Linked DNA regions of Homo sapiens: region 1 is linked to region 2. Evidence: read pairs that join two places in POLR2A ChIA-PET (ENCODE). Cell type or tissue: PC-9. All regions are shown on one strand. Links, peaks and the distances in the headings refer to the core of each region. The heading gives the core; the rest is flanking DNA. Region 1 holds the start of TMPRSS2 (transmembrane serine protease 2). Region 2 overlaps LINC00479 (long intergenic non-protein coding RNA 479).

What was found. ChIA-PET counts read pairs that join two places held together with the same protein. Peaks named below come from ENCODE experiments on the same cell type or tissue, not always from the same donor. Only the 100,000 strongest peaks of a DNase experiment are listed, where the experiment ranks them.
Region 1: POLR2A ChIA-PET joins it to region 2 with 8 read pairs; 2 of 35 experiments call an interaction of 5 or more read pairs at or near these places.

Annotation. Positions count from the first base shown.
Region 1 is chr21:41,502,692-41,513,172 of GRCh38, reverse strand. TMPRSS2 (transmembrane serine protease 2) reads left to right here and starts at 5,015. Exons shown (of 14, transcript NM_005656.4): 1 at 5,015-5,092. RefSeq lists silencers at 1,691-1,750, 2,664-2,757, cis regulatory regions at 2,721-2,726, 4,897-4,923, an enhancer at 4,038-5,045 and a promoter at 4,525-5,918. In PC-9, for the core only: no CTCF peak of the experiment used is centred there; a DNase peak (open chromatin) is centred at 4,982; H3K4me3 peaks cover 2,335 bases.
Region 2 is chr21:41,701,340-41,711,820 of GRCh38, reverse strand. It overlaps LINC00479 (long intergenic non-protein coding RNA 479), which reads left to right. Exons shown (of 6, transcript NR_027272.1): 6 at 1-301. Among named protein-coding and RNA genes, the nearest start is that of LINC00479, 9.2 kb to the left of the region's middle. RefSeq lists a silencer at 4,858-5,152. In PC-9, for the core only: no CTCF peak of the experiment used is centred there; DNase peaks (open chromatin) are centred at 4,120, 4,440 and 5,020; H3K4me3 peaks cover 553 bases; H3K27ac peaks cover 4,425 bases.

The DNA of each region.
Region 1 (10,481 bases), core at 2,661-7,660, 200 kb after region 2:
CTGGGATTACAGGTGTGAGCCACTGCACCCGGCCAGGAGAAGACTTTAGTCATAAAGTGGGGCCGGGGTGGATTGCCTGAGCTCAGAAGTTCGAGACCAGCCTTGGCAACACAGTGAAACCCCGTCTCTACTATAATACAAAAAATTAGCTGAGCATGGCAGCAGGTGCCCGTAATCCCAGCTACTCAGGAGGCTGAGACAGGAGAATCACTTGAACCTGGGAGGCGGAGGTTGCAGTGAGCCGAGATTGTGCCACTGCACTCCAGCCTGGGTGACAGAGTGAGACTCCGTCTCCAAAAACAAACAAAAAAATCAAGTGGATGAGATGACCCATTCTGTAGATACCAGTCAGCCTTTCCCCAGCCACTCCTGTCATCACCCAATGGGCTCATGGACAAAGTGGCCTCGGTGGCAGGGATGGAGATTATGCATGGGCTCAGCAACATGGACTCCTACTGAACAAGGCCAAACTGGCTACAGCCACAACTGAGTGCCCATCTGCCAGCAGCAGAGACCAGCACCAAGGCTCTGATATGGCACGGTTCCCCAGATGATCAGGCAGCAACCTGGTGTCAGGTGGATTACATTGGACCACCTTCAGTATGGAAGGGGCAGCATTTTGTCCTTACTGGAATAGGCAGTCTGGATACAGATTTGTCTTCCCTGCACACAGCGCTTCTGGTGGAACTCACAGAATGCCTCATCCACCATCATGGTATTCCACATAGCATTGCTTTTGACCAAGGAACTGACTTCTCAAAGAAGCATGGCAATGGGCTTATGCTCATGGAATCGACTGATCTTCCCATATTCCCCACCCCCATGAAGCAGCTGACTTGATAGAATAGTGGAATCGCCTTTTGAAGATGCAGTTACAGTGCTGGCTAGGGGACAATGCTCTGCAGGCTGGGGCAAGGTTCTCCAGAAAGCTGTGTATGCTCCAAATCAGCATCCAATATGCGGTGCTGTTTCTCCCATAGCCAGGATTCACTGGTCCAGGAATCAAGGGGTGGAAATGGGAGTGGCACCACGCACTATTACTCCAAGTGGCCCACTAGCAAAATTTTCGCTTGCTGTTTCTGTGACTTTACGCTCTGCTGACCTAGAGGTCTTAGTTCCGGAGGGAGGAATGCTGCCACCAGGAGACACAACAATGATTCAATTAAACTAGAATTTACGACTGCCACCTGGCCACGCTGAGCTCCACATGCCTCTGAATCAAAAGGCAAAGAGAGAGTTATGCATTGGCTGGGGAGACCCATCTGGACTACCAAGGAGAAGCTATAGACTACTTCTACTCCACCAGGAAGGTAAGGAAGAGTGTGTCTGGAATACAACGATTCCTTAGGGCATCTTTTAGTTTTACCATGCTTGTGATTAAGGTCAATGGAAAACTACAACACAATCCAGGCAGGGCTATTAATGGCCCAGACCCTTGAGGAATGAAGGTTTGTATCACTCCATCAGGTTAAGAACCATGACCAGCTGTCATGCTTCCCGAAGGCAGAGGGAACGCAGAGTGGGTAGTGGAAGAAGACAGTTACAAACACCAGCTATTGCCCATGCAACCTGTTATAAAGCATTAGATTGTCACGAGTATTTTCTCATTATTTTTTTCTAAATACATTTGTGCACATATTTGTATATACAGTATATATCTCTGTTGTCTTTTCTCTCATATTCCTTTATTACATAACTTAAGGCATATTGACTTTATATCATTGTATTAAGTATTGTTAATTTTACATTATGGTATTTAAGTTATGGAATACCAAGGAGAAGTGTAAACACTGGAGAATTTTACATCCACTTCTGGGGAAGGGCTTAGTGCATTTTTTGGTTGTATGCAGAAGAGTTTTATCACATTAGGCAAAATTATTACTTTGCTATTGTCTTTAGAGATAAAGTATGGTGTAAGGAGATGTGTAGGTGTGAAGTCGACAAGGGGTCAACTTATGGTGGCATATATATTCATGCTTAGATAAAACTAAGGTCACATTCTGTCATACAAGCTGGAGTACAGTGGCACAATCAAAGCTCACTGCAGCCTCAAACTCCTGGGCTCAACTGATCCTCTCACTTTAGCCTCCCAAGTACCTTGGGCTACGGGTGCGCACCACCACACTTGGCTAATTTTTAATAAACTTTTTGTAGAGGCAGGATCTTGCTATGGTGTCCAGGCTAGTCTCAAACTCCTGGGCTCAAGAGATCCTCCCACTTCAGCCTTCTAAATGGTGGGATTACAGGTGGGAGCCACTGCATCCAGCCATGGTTAATTTTATGTGTCAAGCTGACTTGGTCATGGGATGCCCAGGTAACTGGTTAAACATTATTTCTGGGTGTCTGCGTGTGAGGGTGTTTTTGGAAGAGATTAATGTTTGAAAAGACTGTGTAATGCTGATTGCCTTCAATTTGGGCAATCGGTTGAGAGCCTGAATAGAACAGAAAAGGGGAGGAAGGTTGAATTTGCTCTCTGCCTGACTGTGTGAGCTGGACTTTGATCCTCTCCTGCCCTCAGCACTCCTGGTTCTCAGGCCTTCAGACCTGGACTGGAATCTGTTCCATCTGCTCTCTAGTTCTCTGGCTCTCAGGACTTTGAAAGCTACAACACCAGCTTTCCTGGGTCTCCAGTCTGTAGATGGCAGATTGTAGAGCTTCTCACCCTCCATAATTGTATGAGTCAATTTCTTATAGTAAATCTTTATATATATTATAAATAATATTTATTACATATAAGCTGTGTATAATATATATCATATCTGTATTATATTATGCATATAAAATACATGTTTATGTATATATTTATATGTATTTATAATATATAAGATATTTATAATATTTATAAATAATATATAGAAATATAGATGTGTGTATATACATGTGTGTGCATATGTATATGTGTGTATATATTTGTATTTCTCCTATTGTTTCTGTTTCTCTGGAGAACCCTGATTATTAATATAAAAGGAAAAATAAATGGTGAATGAACAACCACTCCAAGAGGCCTGAGTCTGCGGCAGCACTTACTCCCTGGTTTCTGGGTGGAATTAGTAGGCACCAAACACACTGTCAAGACAGAAATAAGTGAGTTGCCGCTGAAAGACAACTGCACCTGCCCTATGTGCTGGAGAGGGTCTTTGAGGGTTTCCCACTGGGGCAGAGCGCAGGGCAGTGTGGGGGATGGGGAGGGCTGGGGCATATTGGGGACAATCCCTGTTGTGGGTGCCACCAGCAGACCACAAAAGGTGCCAAAGGAGGGAGTGAGAGGGAAGGGTTTACTAGGAAAGTCCTGCCCCACAGGAGGCTTCCGGGAGAGCTTCCCAGGAAGGGAGCAGTGAGCCAAGGCAGCCTGGGATGGGACTGAATGGGGCTTTTTTCTGCTTCCACCTCATTTTAAAGCAAATCATGTTGATTTGTATATTATGCAGGGGAGGAGAAAACATGCTTCCCCTCTACCCTTCTAGTTCGTTCAGCTAGTCTACAAATTAAATTGGCATCAAATAGATGAACAGGAGAAAAGCTGTTTTAATGTATGTACTCACAGATGGGAATCCCACAAGAATATGAGACTTAAAGAACAGGCCAGGTGAGTGAGGGGTCCAGTGCGAGGGCTCACACCTGTAATCCCAGCACTTTGGGAGGCCAAGGCAGGTGGATCGCTTGAGCCCAGATTGGAGACCAGTCTGGGCAACATAGGGAGACCCCCATCTCTACAAAAAATTAAATTAGCTGGGCGTGGTGGCACACGCCTCTAGTCCCAGCTACTCGGGAGGCTGAGGTGGGAGGATTACTTGTGCCCTGGGAGGTTGAAGCTGCCATGAGCCATGATTGAGCCACTGCACTCCAACCTGGGCAACAGAGTGAGACCCCTTCTGGGGGAAAAAAAAACACACGAAAAAAAAAAGGTGCAGCAGCCCGATGATTGAGGCTTATCTGTCACTCTGAGTGACAGAAAGAAATGGGGGTTTGAGGCTTCTGGGGAGCGGTGGAGGAGTGAGGGGAGCGTGAGGAGAGGAGGTGTCTGGTGAACGCAGGTTGCCGTGTGAGGCAGATAAAAGTTTCCCAGGTGATAAAAGTTGTCCGGGAACAGCTCTCTTCCTGGTACAGATCTGCTGACTAACAAACATTTCCTTTATAGGTGCAAATTTCCTTTACAAAAGGGCATTTTCTCAGAGGTACTCTGGTGTCTGCAGTTCCTCAACATAACCAGTTCCAAATCATCAATGTGCCAAAGAGGACTATGTTGGGGTAGCAGATTCTGGTCTCCTCCAGTCCTACTTGGGGTGATGAATTCTGGTCTACGGTCCTATTAAATTCTGGTGAATTCTGAGCCCCCACAATTGCAAACATTAGAAAGAACCTCTCAAGTGCCCGGGAACAGCCACGTCTTCCTGGCTGAGGTGTGTCCCACCACTTCCTCACTCCCGCCCTGGCCGGTGGTGCCGAGAGACCTGGGACCATCCGGGGGAGCACTTTCCACCGGACGCTGGTGGGGGCCAAGAAATGCCAGCCTAGGCGGACTGGGGAGGGTCTTGGGCGTCCGGCGCTGTGTCCCCGCCACTCGTGCTTGGGCCAGCAGTCCCCAAGGCCTACCCTGGGTCCTTGCCCAGAGGCTACAGTGGGTTCCCCGGAGGCCAAGACGGGGCCGGCCGCCTACAGGAGCTCGTGAGGTAGCAGCTCCGGGGGCTCACCCAGGACTCCAGGAGCGCTCCCCAGAATCCCCTTCCTTAACCCAAACTCGAGCCCTCGGGCAGCGCTGCGCCGCGGACCGGAGAGGGGCAGGTTGGCCGCTGTGGCCGGGCCCGGGAAGCGCCCCAGAGTCCCTTATGGGTCCCTCCGCAGCCGGGGTTGAGCCAGGCAGGGAACCCGTCCCGGACTTCCCTTGGGAAACGCCTCCTCCCGCCGCCCCCGCCCCCGCCCGCCCAGGGTGACCCGCGACCCGCTTGGGGGTGTCGCCCTGGACCCTGGGACACCGCCTCCTGAGATTAAAGCGAGAGCCAGGGCGGGCCGGGCCGAGTAGGCGCGAGCTAAGCAGGAGGCGGAGGCGGAGGCGGAGGGCGAGGGGCGGGGAGCGCCGCCTGGAGCGCGGCAGGTGAGCGGCGCCGGTACCAGGGTCCCGGCTCGGGGTCCGGGCTGGGGAGGGGAACCTGGGCGCCTGGGACCCGCCGATGCCCCCTGCCCCGCCCGGAGGTGAAAGCGGGTGTGAGGAGCGCGGCGCGGCAGGTGAGTGCGCCCGAGGGTCGAGCGCTGGGGCCAGCCGGGCAGGGCGCCTCCCGGGGTGCTGGGAGAGTGCTGGGCGCCTGGGACCCCTTGCGCACGGCCGAGAGCCCTCGCCGCCCCTGTTGGCTTGGCATCGCGAGGTTGGGGCAGGTGGTCCTGCGAGTCCCTAGCCAGTTGGTGGAAGAGAGTCCCCCGGGGTCCCCAAAGCTGGCTCCTAGTCCGCCTGCCCTCCACGGCCCCCGCCTGGGAGCACCGGTGCGCCTTTTCTCTTTGGGGAGGAGGACTGGGAGTGCTGTCGGTTGGCTTCTTTGTTTGGGGGAAATCTCTGCAGTCCCGCAGTGTTACCTGAACTCCTTCTGCTTCTTGGTTCCCTACTGAGGTAGGGAGAAACTGGAAACTCGCTGAGATGCCGGGAACGATACGGCCGGCGCGGCGGGGACCGCTGGGCCAGGCTGCTGGAGGGCCCCCGGGCGAGGTGCGAACGGCCAGTCAGTCTCGGGGAGGGACTGCTCGCGACTCAGGCCCCGTTGCGGCGACCCGCTGGCGGCGATCAGGGCCGGGGCCTCCTGGACACCCGGCACCGGCAGGAACCCGCCCGGGAGGAGCCGGTCTGGCTCCTCCGCTTGCGCTCCGTGCCGGGTTGGGGGGAAGGCGGGGCACCTGGGCGCTTCGGTCCACCTCATCCTGTCCTGCCCGGCTCGGCACAGTGGCACCCTGAGTGGTCAAGTGCTCCAGTCTGGCAGTGGGCGCTCTGCTCGAGCACGGGTCCAGCTGAAAAACTGCCCCATGTCCAGAAAGTTTGTGCGCCGAGAGCCCTGAGCGCTTGTGGCAGAGGAGGGCCTTCGCCCGCTCCGCCGTAGAGCACAGCGCGGTGGCCCTGAATCCTGTTCAGAACGCCCTGGTGGCAGCCCTAATCACGAGGAATCCTGGTGGCTTGTTTGGGAAGGAAAGGATAGCACGGCGGCCCGAGGTGAGCCCTGTGGGCAGGGAGCACCCAGGGCTCGCCTTCGAGGCTGCGCAGCCCTTCCCTCCGTGCGAACCTGTGCAGTGGTCCCGCGGGAAAGATGAGCGCATCGCGCCCAAGGCAATGCCTGACCTCACGGAGCTCCCAGCCGCGAGAACCTCCCGAATCATGGAAAATTACAAAGGCTACGCAGCCCAGTTACAAGGCATTTGGAAAACCTAAAGTGAGACTAAGTTTGTTGACCTGTCCCAGGAGATCTGGGAAGGTACTCCAGGAAGTGGGGATGCAGCCAGCCTCCCCTGAAGGAAGGATGGGGGTTGGGAGTGTGGCAGGGAGAGTTTACCAGCGCAAAGGGCCTTGGGGACGCAAGTAGCTAAGTCAGTCCTGGCTCCTGAGCTGCTGCTGTGAAGGGAGGACCTGGTGGGCTAGGTAACCGGGAGCTCCCCCAGAAAGTCACTGGAGGTTGCTCAGGACTTCCCCACCTTTACTGAGTGCTTTTGAAGAAGTAGGACCTGCCCTGCTCCGCTACAGAACTACTGGACAGGTGAGGTTAGAATGAAACCTAGCAACACCCTCGGGTAAGGACACACTAGGCTGGAGAGTTCGGGGTGCAACCTACGGGCTGAGACCTCTGCCTGGAGATGGCCATCTACACCTCGGCCTCTGGTTATTTTTAATTATCAGCTGGTGAGCTGGCTGGGCTTTTGTTCTCTGCTTGGACATTTGTTTGGTCCCCAGCAGCTTCCCTTATTCCCACCAGCCAAGGACAACCTTCTAACAACAAGCTTGTGCTGTTGCTGGAGCCTCAGGCAGGGCCTCCCAGGTTGCTAGGTGCTGGCCTGCCTGGCACCGTTGGCCACTCTATCTTGAACTCAAGTCACCTTAATTGTAGGAGTATATTTGGCTGCACTGGCATTATAATAATAACCACAGACATTGATGTGGCACTTTTTTCAGCCAGGCATCATTGCAAACCCTTTATAATGTACTTAACTCAATTGTAAGGAAACTGGGGAAGAGAGGTTGGGAAGCTTGTCCAAGATCTTGTAACCTGTAAGGGGCAGAACTGGGGATAAACATGGCCTGTCTGGCTCCATAGGTCAGTGCTTCCAGTGTCGGGCTCTGAGTTGGAGACACAGGATGCTTAGAAGGGGCTTTAGTGACAATCGGCACAGTACGGATTCCTTTTGATCCTTCCCTGGGTTCTCCCTCCAGGATGTTGGAATGTTACCAGCAAGTGGAGGAAAGGAGGGAAGGAAGCTGGAAACAAGGCGCCCGGAATCCTGATTGAAAAGGGCTTGTTCCTGGGCCAGGCTCTGGTTCTCCCCGACCTGAAAGAGCCCAGCCCCTGCCCACAGCCCTACCTGGGCTCCGTGCTGCTCCCTCTAGCAGTATGACATGGCCAGAGTGCCTGGAACTCTGAAAGGGGGCCTGCGGAGGGCTGACCTCCTAGGCCATGGGGGCATTGAGTGACAAGACGCTGGTGCAAATGTCCTGTAGGTGAAAAGGTAGATGCGTGCAGTACCTTATGCCAGTAACCACCACCACCACGATCATCATCATCCGAGTGTGTTGTCCCCCTACCAGGAAATGTAAACCAAAAGTCTGGCTGATAACTCTTACCCTTTTCCACCTGAATCTGCGGCAAGATTCCCTAGGGGATCTTCGTAATAATATGGGATCATTGCCTTGGTCCCAATTATTACATCAGACTCTGAGAATGGGGCCCAGGCATCTTATTTATTTATTTATTTTTCTAAGCCCTCTTGAAAATTCTGGGTTTGGGGAGCACTGATCAGATCTAAGCCTTGGACATTGAGGTAGAAAGGAAAGGTGAATGGTCAATGGAGTGCTTGTTCAGTTTTGGTTGCTGAAGACTTGGAAAGTGGCCTTGCTAGTGGGGAGAGTGAGGGCAGGGAGAGCTCCCTGTGGGGAACCAGAGAGCCCAGGAGCATTGAAGGCCCAGGTGCATTTCTGCTCTCTGGTCCCTCCTGCTCTGCACTCCCTGAGTGTCCCTCATCCCACAGTCACCAGGCCTTTGCTACTCTTCCCCGCCCCTCCTTACTTTCCAGGACACCTGCCAGGGGATCCTCCAATATGGGATGCACTGCGTGGCCTCAGGATTGGGGTGCAGGAGCATTATGTACCTGAGAGCTGAGGCCTGTATGGAGTCAGCCTTTGTGGGGCCCCTCCTGGCCCTAAGGGTGATTTGGGAAGCCCTGACTTGCAAGCACCAGGGGTATGGGCCTGGGTGTGAAGAAGGGGGCTTATGATGTCCCCATGGCCATTGACCACCTTGGCCCCACCGAGCCTGTGGACACCCAAGGAGGAGCAAAAGGGGGATCTGTGACAGGGTAGCAGCTTGGTTGAGCACACAGGCAGCTCTTCAGCATGACCTAGAACAGAGGCTGGGCTCCAGGAGGAGGCAGAGCCTGATCTGGGACTTGGTTATTCCTGGTTGCTGAGCAATGGTCAGGAGAGAGGAACTGAATGAGTGGAAATGCGCTGGTTGGGAGTCGAGGCTGGTTTTCTGGCAGGGGTGTGGGTGGTTACTTTTGTTGTAAACAGAGTGAAGTTTGAGAGGGCAGGAAACTCGAAGACAGGCTTTTCATCCTCCTGGAGGTGAGTCTGGGAGAGGGAGGTGAGGGCTCTGACATCTATGTGTGGATGGCGCTGAGCCATTGGGCATCCATGGCAGGAGGGCAGGAGGAGTTTAGGGCACAGAGTTGTGGTAAGAAAGCAGGAAGTGTTTGAAGGGCACCTTGGCTTGTGGTTGTGGCAGCAGAAGTCTGGAAGTTCACTCAAGGGCAGACTAGGTGGAAAAATCGGGGCTGTCAAGTGGGACTCAGAATGAGAGGTTGTGACAATTGGATTTGTTAGAAAAATATTTTCAAGCGAGGTCTGACTTGGCAGATGGAACTAAGCTGAGGCTTTTTATTATTGCTTGTTTGTACGAGGTGCACAATGCAGTGTCAAATTCCCTTTAAGGCCATTGCTTTCCAAGGGGCTGTCCTGGCGGGGCACTCAGCCTGACCCCACTGCAGTATAGCCCAGGGGTCATGGGAGACCATGCTTTCTAGGGACGATGGGCTTGGAGTTCTTTGTGCAAGATACTGATAACAGAGAATTTGCTGACATTTTCAAGTTCACTGGTGATGATGCATTTATAAGGAGTTGGGAGTAATATGAAAGATCACTATGTCTGGTCTTGATGCTCAAGCCTAATTCTGTTCTGGAATATGTTGGAGAAATGATCCTCCAGTCTTGAAACATACATTTTTAGGTTTGAGGAATTCGGTACATTCTAAGGTAGCTCCAGGCCATATGTGAACTTTCTAATTGTTGGAACCTTGATTTCCCCAGATAGAATCCAAGCCTGCTCTTCTGGAAATTCTGATCATGATTCTGGTATTGTCCTTTGGATGTATGCAGAATAAACTGAATTCCTTTTCCACATAGCCGGCTCTTACGTGTTGGAAGATAAACCTTATCTGCCATCATTATGTTATTATTGAGTGCTCACCATGGGTTGGGCACTGAGCTACGGCCTTGCTTTCTCACTTAATCCCTGCAACAACCCTATTTCTGTATCATCCCCATTTTACAGATTGACTTGGACAAGTTCTTTAAGCCTCAGCCAGTGGCTTGTGTGTGGTGTTGAAGTCTCCGCCTGGAGTGACCTGAGGGCCTCTGCCGCCTGCCTGCCTGTCATGCCAGGTTGCACTCAGCTTGAGGCACCTGGACTCCTGGGAGGTCACCCACTGTCCTGACTTGGGCTGCTGGTGTTGTCTGGGTGTGGGCATCTTATCGCCCTCTGCTAAATTTCATCTTACTCATTTGGCCTTTGGAACTCAAAAAATATATATTTTTTCCTGCAAATTGCATTGTATTTCAAATTTACATTTCCGATCGTCTGTTGTTGGTATATAAAAACACATAGATTTTTATATTGATCTTGTATCCCTCAACTTTGCCAAACATGCTTATTAATTTTTCCCCAATAGTTTTTGGGGTACAGGTGGTAAGAACTCCATAAAAACATTTAAATACTGTCTTTGTAAGCTACAAAGTGAGATTTAAAAAACAAACAGAAAGAGAGAGAACCAGACCTGATATCTGCCCTAAAAAGTTTGTAATCTCTTTGGGACAATGAGTCATTCACAGGAAAAGAAACTTGGATGATGCAGGCAATACCTCTCCTAAGGTGATCTTTCTGTTTCTCGCTCAACCTTTCTCTCTCAGTAGAACTCTTGTGCCAATCATTGTGTATGCAATTTACCTGATTATACATAAACAA
Region 2 (10,481 bases), core at 1,910-6,909:
GGCCTGGAACGGTTCTCCCTGGAGACATCCGGGACACACCTTGATTTCAGGATTCCATGATAGCTTCCAGAACTGCCAAAGAACGCATTTCTGTGTTTTCAGCCACCCAGTCTGTGGTATCTTGTGACTGCCGCCCTAGGAAAGTAAAACAAGGAGTTAATTCATGAAGGGTGGGGGAAATACGTACCCTTTGAAATACCACCTAGAGGAAGGGGTAATAGTACACCCGATCATGTGCTCCAGTTTATGAAATAGTTGCACGTCACTCGGAATTTTGAAAAACAATATATTTTCAGGACTCAAAAGATTTGCTTGCTATGGACTTGTCTTGCAAAATAAAGAATCTCTTTGTAGACCACATTCATAGATGTATTTCATGTATGTTGACATTGATTTGGCTTGCTCAGAAATAGGAAACGTGAGAACTTGAATATCATGGCGTTTACAAAGCCAGTGAGGTCAGTTCCTCTCCTGGGCCTCAGGTGCAACCATTGGCCGCCTGGCCTACCTCTGGAAAGCGTTTGGAGAGGGCGTGAGTTCTTGCACCCACCCTCTGGTTTTGCAAGCTCCCTCTGCCATGGCTGGTGGAAGGCTGTGTTGGGGAGGTGGTGGAGTCACAGTGGCCTCCACTGTCAACGGTGCAGATGCCTGCTGTGGAAGGTATGATGTGCTGGATTCTGAATGCAGGTTGGGGCTATTTTTAGCATCTGGACCGGGCAGCAGGAGGCTGGGGGTGAGGCAGAGGGAGGGACAAGGCCAGCATGATTTGCTGCTAGTGGAGCTGGAGGAGAAGGCACCCACACGCTGGCTGGCCGCCCTCCTTTCCTGCTGGAGTTCCTGGTGAGTGCTTCCCCGGGGGCTGAGTTGTAGCTGTCTCCCTAAACACCTGGAAGGGTGTGGAAATGGGAAGTGACTCGAGGGTTTGGGCCCTGCGCTGCTCGGACTCGAAGGACAGATGGCCCAGACCTTGGGAAGGATGGTTCTGCCCCATCTGGTACTGGACTCCTGACTCCTGGGAGGCCTGTTGGTCGGTGGTGAGCGGCTTTGCCACATGTCATGACACATGGACATGACGCCACACTGCCTCAAGGGGCACTTGTGAAGGCCAAACTAGAAATGGATGAGCAGTGCTTAGCCCATGAGGAAGTGACACACCAGTGACAGCCTTGATGGCGGGGCCACGGGCTGAGAGGGTCTGGTCCCTTGGCTGCCACCAGCCTCCCAGGGCGTGTCTGCCACCAGCCTCCCAGGGCTGGGCAGCAACCATCCACAGGACTGGGGCTCAGCCTCTCTCCCTTTGTGGGAGCCACTGTTTTCTAAGGGTGTGGACATACATGTGGTCTGCTCCCTCCCTCCATGTTTCCTGGGCTGGAGAAGACCTGAGTCAGCACGTGAACGAGGAGAGGAGGCGGCTCTCCGCAAAGAAACCTAAACACAAGGTCTGATTCCCACTTCCCAGAGCCTCCTTCAGGGAGGCCATTGGCCCAAACCACTTTACAGTCACAGACTATTTGTGCGGAGGGAGACATTCCAGATCATCTTGCTTGATGCTTGCCAGTACATCAAGATGGTTCCTTTTTGTTGTCACTTGGAAAAAAGCTTGAAGGATAATACTCTTGGTTAAATGAACTGCAGGACTTTTCAGGGCCTTGACTAAACCCACATGATCAGGGTGTCAATAAATAGCGGTGTGGTATTCAGTATTCCACAAGTTTGTTGATTGAAACCTTTTACAATTTTATTTTCCCTTTATTTTTTAGAGATGGGGTCTTGCTCTGTCATCCAGGCTGGAGTGTAGTTGCATGATCATGGCTCACTGTGGCCTGAAAACCCTGGGCTCATGTGATCCTCTTGCCTTAGCCTCTCCAGTAGCTGGGTCTACAGGTGCATACCACCACGCCCGGCTAATAGTTTAAAAACATTTTCTGGATATGGGGTCTCCCCATGTTGTGCAGGCTGGTCTTGTGAGCCACTGCATCCAGCCTGAAACCTTTTAAAAGTCAGGCTTATTGAGATATAGGCTGGCGAGGTGGCTCATGCCTGTAATTCCAGCAATTTAGGAGGCTGAGGTGAGAGGATCATTTGAGGCCAGGAGTTTGAGACCAGTCTGGACAACATAGCAAGACCTCATCTCTACAAAAAAATTAAAACTAGCTGGGCATAGTGGCACACGCCTGTAGGTCCTAGCTACCAGGAAGTCTGGGGTGGGAGGATTGCTTGAGCTGGGTGACAAGCAATAGAATGAGACCCTATTAAAAAAAAAAGATAGAGTTATATAATCAACATACGGTAAAACTCATTGTTTTAGTGTACAGTTCTACGAGTTTTGACAAAGTTCTATGAGTTTGACGAAGTGGTCACAGTTGTGTAACCACCACCATAGCCAAACATAGACCACATCTATATCACCCCCAAACCACCCCCACACTCCTTGGCAGCCAGTTCCCAGCTCCCACTCTCAGCCCCTGCAACCACCAATTTGTTCCCTGTCTCTACAGTTTTGCCTTTTCCAGAATGTCCTCTCCATGGGATCTCAGCGTGTGGCTTTTGGTGTCTGGCATCTTTCACTCAGCGTAACACGTCTGAGATTCATCCATGTCGCTGTAAGTGTCAGTAGATGGTTCCTTTTTGTTGCTGAACAATAATATCTGCTGTTAGGGTTCCCCACAGTTTGCTTATCCACGTCCCAGCTGATGGATATTTGGGTTGTCTCCAGTTTGGAACGATTATGAATGAGCAGCCAGAAACATTTGTCTCCAGGTTTTTCTGTGATCTCTAGGCTTTGTTTGTTTGTGTTTGTTTTTGTTTTGTTTATGTTTTTGAGACAGAGTCTTGCTCTGTTGCCCAGGCTGGGGTGCTATGGCATGATCTTGGCTCACTGCAACCTCCGCCTCCTAGGTTCAAGCAATTTTCCTCTCTCAGCCTCCCGAGTAGCTGTGACTACAGGTGTACACCACCACACCCGGCTAATTTTTGTATTTTTAGTAGAGTCGGGGTTTTGCCACATTGGCCAGGCTGGTCTTGAACTCCTGACCTCAAGAGATCCGCCCACCTCAGCTTCCCAAAGTGCTGGGATTACAGGCGTGAGCCACTGTGCCTGCCCTGATCACTAGTTTTTACTTTTTGGGTAAATATCCAGGATTAGGATTGCTGGGTCATTCATTAAGTATCTGTTTAACTTTATAAGAAACTGCCCACCTATTTTCCAAAGTGGCTATTGCATCTTGCATTCTCGTTGGTGACTTGTGTGAGCTTCACTGGCTCCACGTTCTCACCAGCTTGGATTGCTTGAGCCAAGGAGTTCAAGACCAGCCTGGGCAACATAGTGAAACCTGTCTCTATAAAAAAATAAACAAATTTAGCCAGGTTTGGTGGTGCGTGTCTGCAGTCCCAGCTACTCAGGAGGCTGAGATGGGAGGATTGCTTGAGCCTGGGAGGTCGAGGCTGCAGTGAGCCAGGATTGCACCATTGCACTCCAGCCAGCCTGGGTGACAGAGTGAGACCCTGCCTCTGTCACAAAACAAAACAAAACAAAAAACCCCAACAAACAAACAAACAAACCACCCCCCAAAAAAAATCTGCTAGAGATCCTGGGAAATACTGTTGCTGACATTGCAGCCACCCTGGTTCCTCATCATTTCTTTCCTTCCATCTCCTTGGATTGTGAACAAGAGACTGGAGGTGGAGTGGGTGTCCTGTGACCAGGAAGCCTCCATGAGGAAGAAAGTGACACAGGATGGCAGAGCAGCAAGATAGAAGGAGCTTGGGGTCCTGGTGACATCCTGGGGAGGCTGTACAAGCCAGGACTGCTTGCTTGGGTAAGAAAATTAAAGTGCTGTTTGGTTGAGCCCTGGAATGGGGTTCTGGTTCATGCAGCCAAAGGTGATCCCTGGTGATGTGCTGGCACAGCAGAACAGTGAAAGCTGAAGCAGCACTGACTGCCAAAATGATCTCCAACTACACAAGCCTCGGGCACAGCAGCTCCAGAATGGCCGAGGAATCTGAGGCACCAGGGGTCTCTGAAGGTGGGGATGAGGGGCTGGCTTCATACTGTAGTAGTGGCTGAATGTATTGTCAGAGACACTTAGTCCCTGAGACTTCCTCGTTATCCACCTGGCTAGATGACTCATCCACCTCACTGAAGAGAACTCAGGAAGTGCACACTATAGAGAAATTGAGCCAGACCAGCTCTGGAGTTGGCACTCAGAGCGAGCAGAAAGAGGAGAAAGATGCCAAAAGACAAAACAAAACAATACCGACCTGCAGGACATGAATTTCCTTACTGAAAAGGCAAGCCACATTTTCAAATAATAAATGAAAAATCAAATGTAAGGGTAGAACAAAGATGTTTGAAGGTATGCAAGATGAAATCATTGAACCTCACATGCATTCTTTCTCAGCAAGTTCCTGTGGTATGGGTGTCACTTGCACAAGGAAGTAAACCCCAAAAGAGAAAGATGTGAGGCACAGGACACATTAGATTTAGCACCAGAAAAATACGAAGGAATTCTCACTGAAGTTGAAGGGAACTTTCAAGGGGGAGCTGTGCCACAAGCCAAGAGGTCAGCCAGCCCAGATACAAATAGGACAGAGAGCTCTGGAGGGGATGTCTCCAAGGGGAAGGACAAACAACAACAAAGCAACAACAAAAGAATGATTACTTAGTATGTTTGACTTTGTTGAGAGGACTTTTATAGGTCTATCAGAAAATTGGGGGGGGGATAATTGGTAAGTAGTAGACAAAAAAATTAAGTTTATGAAAAAATGAGGCAATTGTTAACCCCAGGAAAATCAAAAAGTTGTACTAAAAAGAAAAGACCATCCTAGTTCCCTAAGTGGTTTAGTTGTGACAACATTTATGGTGGTCATAGTAATATCAGAACTAAATATTGACTTGGCCAAAGGTTGCGAATTGTGTAACTGTGTAAGTTGTGAAGATGCTGGGTAGGTGGAATAGGTGGGAGTGTGTGGGAGGTGGTGGTGTAAGTGAGATAAAACCGAAAGGAATAGTACTGTAATCATGTTGGAAGTGTGAAGGTCAAGGTCAAGAGAAACAGCTGAGAGACTTGAAGGCCGATGACTCACAGGGGAGGGAGCTGGAGGTGGGAAGAGGTGCAGTGATAACAACTGTTTATTATCACAAGCCTTGCAGCACTACTTGACTATTAAAACAATGTTATAACAATCAAATTTTAAAAGGAAGAAATAATAACTTGGTGAAAGGGACGTTCTCTCTTCTCCAGAGAAAAGCAGCACAGTGTACCTGGGCATTTCTGTGTTGGTCTTAGAAACCCAAGCCCATTCGCCTGCCTGGGGGCCTCCAGCTGGCTGGAGTCTGAGCACTGGCCTCTGTGGCTGAAGCAGGGTCATCTCTCGCCCTTTGTCCATTCATGGACTGGCACAGGTGGATTTATGGCTATGTTGTCAGCCACCTATGAACAAGCGAGGGGTGCCAACAGGCCATGCTCTGGCAAACAGCCAATGTGGAAGACAGAGACTGTCCCTTGCACACTCTCCTGCTCCTCTCTGTCTTTTTCAGTCTTCTTGTTTTCCTTCCTAGTGGAATCCAAATGCTGGTGTTGAGACGGTAGGCAGGCCTGGGGGCTCCCCCGTACTATGCAGGTTCCTGCTCGGCGTTTCCCGTCCTGTTCACTTACTCCCACCTGCCTCCTTTGGGCTTTGGAGCGGGGACCTCCTGCAGCCAGGCCCCTAGAGGAATTCCTCAGATCCCTGCTGTCCCAGGGAAGAGTGCGGAAAGGAAGGGGTGGGCTGCATCCCTGTGCTCAGAACAGACACAACCACAGGGTTGTGGCTGATTTTGTGCCCAACTCTGAGAAATTGGAGCCAAGCAGGTCACCCTCTGCATGAGTGTCCCATGGCTGGTGCCACAAATTTTACAAACTGGGTGAATTCAACAACAGATTTTTTTTTCTCATGGTTCTGGAGACCAGACATCTGAAATCAAGGTGTGTGTGGGGCTGTGTTCCGTCTGAAGGCTCTGGGGAAGGACAGTTCCTTGCGTCTCTCCCATGTCTGTCAGTGGCCCGTGGTCCTGGGCTTCCGTGGCTGGTGGCTGCATCACTACATCCCCACGTTGGCCTTGGCCCGCCCGCTTCTGTGTGCCTCCTCACTTCATCCTCCCTCTACTCAGGTCTGTGTCCAAACTTCCCTCCTACAGGGACACCAGTGTTATGGGACTTAGGGCCCACCCTAACCCATCATGACCGCATCTTAACTTGATTCGTTTCTAAGACCCTCTTTCCATATAAGGTCTCATTCACAGGCACCGGGTTTAGGACTGGGACATATCATTTGTGGATACAATTCACATACAGCATTTTCGTCACTGACCTCCTCCTCCACCCTCATGGCTGCTCAGAACTTTCCACCCTTAAAAACTCCTCTCATCAACATGCTTCGCTAGCACAGTCCCACTTTGTCCTCTTCCCTTGTCACCAAACTTGTTGAAGGTCCTTTATACCTCAGCTTCCCCTGATACATTCCTCTGCCATCACCATCTGCCTGACCTGTGCCTTCTGGAAGGTGCCTGGCGGGAGGGGGTTTTCCTTGTGTCTGGTCCTTTGCATGCTCTGTGGCTTTTGAGGTGGGTGTTGAAGGCTATACAAGCCCACCCTCCCCCCACCACCCTCGGCTTGGCTTTGACCTGTGTGTACCCGGCATGCTGCACATGCTGTGTGTTTGTGTGTTTGTGTTTGTGTTTGTGTGTGTGTGAGGGGGACAGCCTTCTTGGGATTGCATTGTCCTGAGGGCACCCCTGAGTCCTCTGCACCGCTCAGCCCAACAGCAGAGACGGACAGACCCCAGAGAACCCGACTGGAATGGCTGGAGACTCTCCATTGGATTTTTGCCTCCAGGGTGAGCTTAGGACCCACATGGCCGGGCTTTGGGCTCATTGCTGGAGAGCTGCACCTGCTGCGGAACTCAGAGCGTAGCCTCTGGCTGGATCACTTCATTCCCTTGGCTCTGCCAGCACTTGTCAATCTCCAAAATCCAATCCACCCTTGAAAAGCAGAGGTTAATCAATGTGCTAGGGACAGAGAGGGGGCCACGGAGTGGACATCTCAATTTACTGAGTGACACCAGGCCAGTGACTTGACCTTTCGGAACAGCTTCCTGACCTGGAAGGTGGGGGTGAAAGTGCTTTCTTCATGGGTGGCTGTGAGAATTAATGAATTATTACAAGCAAAATACTTAGGCACAGTGGATGGCGCATAATAAGACCTCAATAAATAGTAGTGATCACTATGAATATAATGTAGTTTTCCAATAAGTGGGTGGCCCCCTGAACTCTGTGGTGTCTGTTTGAGGTCAGGTGTGTGAGTCGCCTGGCACACCTGCACTCTCTTTGTTTGCCCAGGTAATTGCTCACCTCCTGCAGGGGCTATTCTGGGGCCAAGCGACTCCTCCCTGGGCCTGGACAGGCAGTCCTGGGCCTGTGACAACACTGGGATCATAAAGACAAACAGGTTGGCCCTGTCAGCTGAATTCACCTGGGTCTTTGGGAAAGTCCCCACCGCAGCCATGTCCTGCGAGAAGCTGGGAGTTTTGCAGGTTGCAGGCCCTGCCTGCCACAACTTCCCAACACGTGGGGCTTCCTCGAGGCCAAGGCACTGAAGGGGCCACGGGCAGAGTGGCCCAGCTTAGGACTACAGCTGCAGAGCCAGGCTGGGCGGGGGCATGGTGGGGTGGGGGGAGTTGGGCAGGCGGGTCTCTCGCTGGCAGGGTGTTTCCCCTCCCCACCTCTCACGCCTGGGTGTGGAGGAGTCAGCCTGGTGTGTGATGCGAGGGGTCTGTCATCTGGGGCGGGAGTGAGCCTCCGTCTCCCGGACCTTGGCTCCCCCCACTCCCTCCCTCGTAGGCCTGGCTGCTGCCTGGCCCTTGTCACCCTGGACAAGTTGATGACACACGGATGGACATTCGCTCAGGTGTTCAGGGGTTGGGGAATTATTCCTCCCATAAATGTTGCTTTTAAAAAACTATTGTGATAAAATATCTAACATGAGATTTACCATCTTAACCATTATTAAGTGTACAGTTCATCGGTATTAAGGACATTTGCATTGTTTTGCAACCATCACCATCATCCACCTCCAGAACCTTTTCATTTTCCTAAACTGAAACTGTCACTCCACGAAGCACTCACTCCCCATTCCCCCTCCCCAAGCCCTGGCACCCACCCTTCTACTTCCTGTCTCTATGGATTTGACTACTCCGGGGACTTTATATAACTGGAATCAGACATTATTGTTCTTTTCTGTCTGGCTTTTTCACTCAGCATAATGTCCTCAGGGTTCATCCATGTCGGAGCATGGGTCAAGATTTTCTTCCTTAAGGCTGACGAATATTCTGTTGTATGGACAGACCATATTTTGTGTATCTGCTTATTTGTCAGTGGACACCTGGCTGCTTCCACCTTTGGACTGCTGTGAATAGTGCTGCTATGAAATGGATGTGTGATTGTCTCTTTGAATCTCTGCTTTCAATTCTTTTGAGTATAAACCCAGAAGTGGAGTTGCTACATCATACGGTAATTCTGTGTTTAATTCTTTGAGGAATTGTGGATGCTGCATTTTTCTTTTCTGAGACAGCATCTCACTCTGTTGCCCAGTCTGGAGTGCCATGGCACAATCAATCTTGGCTCACTGCAGCCTCAACCTCCTGGGCTCAAGTAATCCTCACACCTCAGCCTCCTGAGTAGCTGAGACTACAGACAAGCCACCATACCCAGCTAATTGTTTAATTTTTTGTAGAGATTTGTTGAGGTCTCGCTGTGTTGTGTGGGCTGGTCGGAAACTCCTGGGCTCAAGCCGTCCTCCTGCCTTGGCCTCCTAAAGTGTTGGGATTACAGGCATGAACCACTGTGTCTGGCCATGAATGCTGCATTTAAAGCAGGGATTTAAGAATGTGTCAAAAGTGGGAATGAAGACATGTTGCACAGAATGAAAAGGGTGCCCGGATCATGTCTGTCTGGCTCTCCATGACCACAGACAAGTGATTTCACCTTTCTGAGCTTCTGTTTCCTCATCTGTAAAATAGAAGTGCCTTCTTCCTTGTGCTGTGCGGGGTTTTGAGAAGAGGTAACTTAGTTTGGAAAGTGCTGAGCCTGGTGGTTCAGAGCCGGGGTTGGAAACCATGCCACCGCTCTTGTTTTTGCACTGCTGGAGAGCCAGGAATGGTTTTCTCACATTTCAAGTGTTGTAAAAAATGAAAGAATAGGTGACAGAGACCACATGTGACCTGCAAAGCCACTTTTTCCTCCCAGGCCCTTTGTAGGGAAAAGTTTGTGTTTTAGTTTAGAGATGGGCTTTGAAATCAGACGCTTGTGTTCCTGGGTGCCCTCTGCCTCATATAAGCCTCCTGACCTTGACCAAGTACTCTGTGATATAGTTTGGCTGTGTTCCCACTCAAATCTCATCTCAAATTGTAATTCCCATAATCCCCATGTGTCATGGGAGGGACCCAGCGGGAGGTAATTTGACCATGAGGGCAGTTATCAGGGATAGTGAGTGCTCATGGGATCTGACGGTTTTGTAAGGGAATTTTCCCCCTTCTGCTCGGCACCTCTCCTTGGTGTTGCCGTGTGAAGAATGCATTTATTTCCCCTTTCACCATGATTGTAAGTTCCCTGAGGCCTCCTTACCCATTCTGAACTGTGAGTCAATTAAACCTCTTTCCTTTATAAATTACTCAGTCTTGGGTACGTTGTTATTAGCAGCATGAGAACGGACTAATACAGTAAATTGTATTGCTCTGTGCCTCCGTTTCGTCATCTGCAAAATGGGCATAAGAATCCCACGGGGTTCGTCATCGAACTTGCATCAAGTCACTGCTTAGCAAGGCAACCCCAACTACCTCATTTCAGTTGTGACACACTCAGCTCCTTCCAGCACATTCTACAATGCGTGTCTTGTGTTTGCTGAGTCATGCAGTTAGGACATGAGGCTCTCAGTGACAGGGGTCTTCACAGGCTTTGTGTGCTGATGTGTCTCTGGGGCGTACGACAGCACTCTGCAGAGAGCAGGCACTCAGTATTTGCAGAGTGAATGCAGACCCCACAGGGTTATATGAGAACAAGATGGGTTAATACTTGGGAGACATTGAGAGCAGTGCCCAAGACCCCCAGGCACGCTGGGGGAAGCCTTACTCCAGGGAAGGTTCCTGGGGTGTCTGCTCTGGGTTCTGCTTCAGCCAACACAACTTGGCAGATCCAATGCTAGGTGGCACAGTGGAGAAGGCCAGTAGACCTCCTGGGGCACGCAGAGAGGCATGGTGTCAAAAGGGGTGCTGCTGGCCAGATGACCCAAGGCCAACAGTCAGCTCTCCTGGGACCTGCCCAACGGGTCCCCGACACCTTTTTGAGCATCACCCAGGAGGCTGCCAAAGACCAAAGCATTAGTCCTGTTACCACCATGGGTCACAGAATCTGAAGCTGCCCTTTGCAGAAGCCCAGCTCTGCCAAA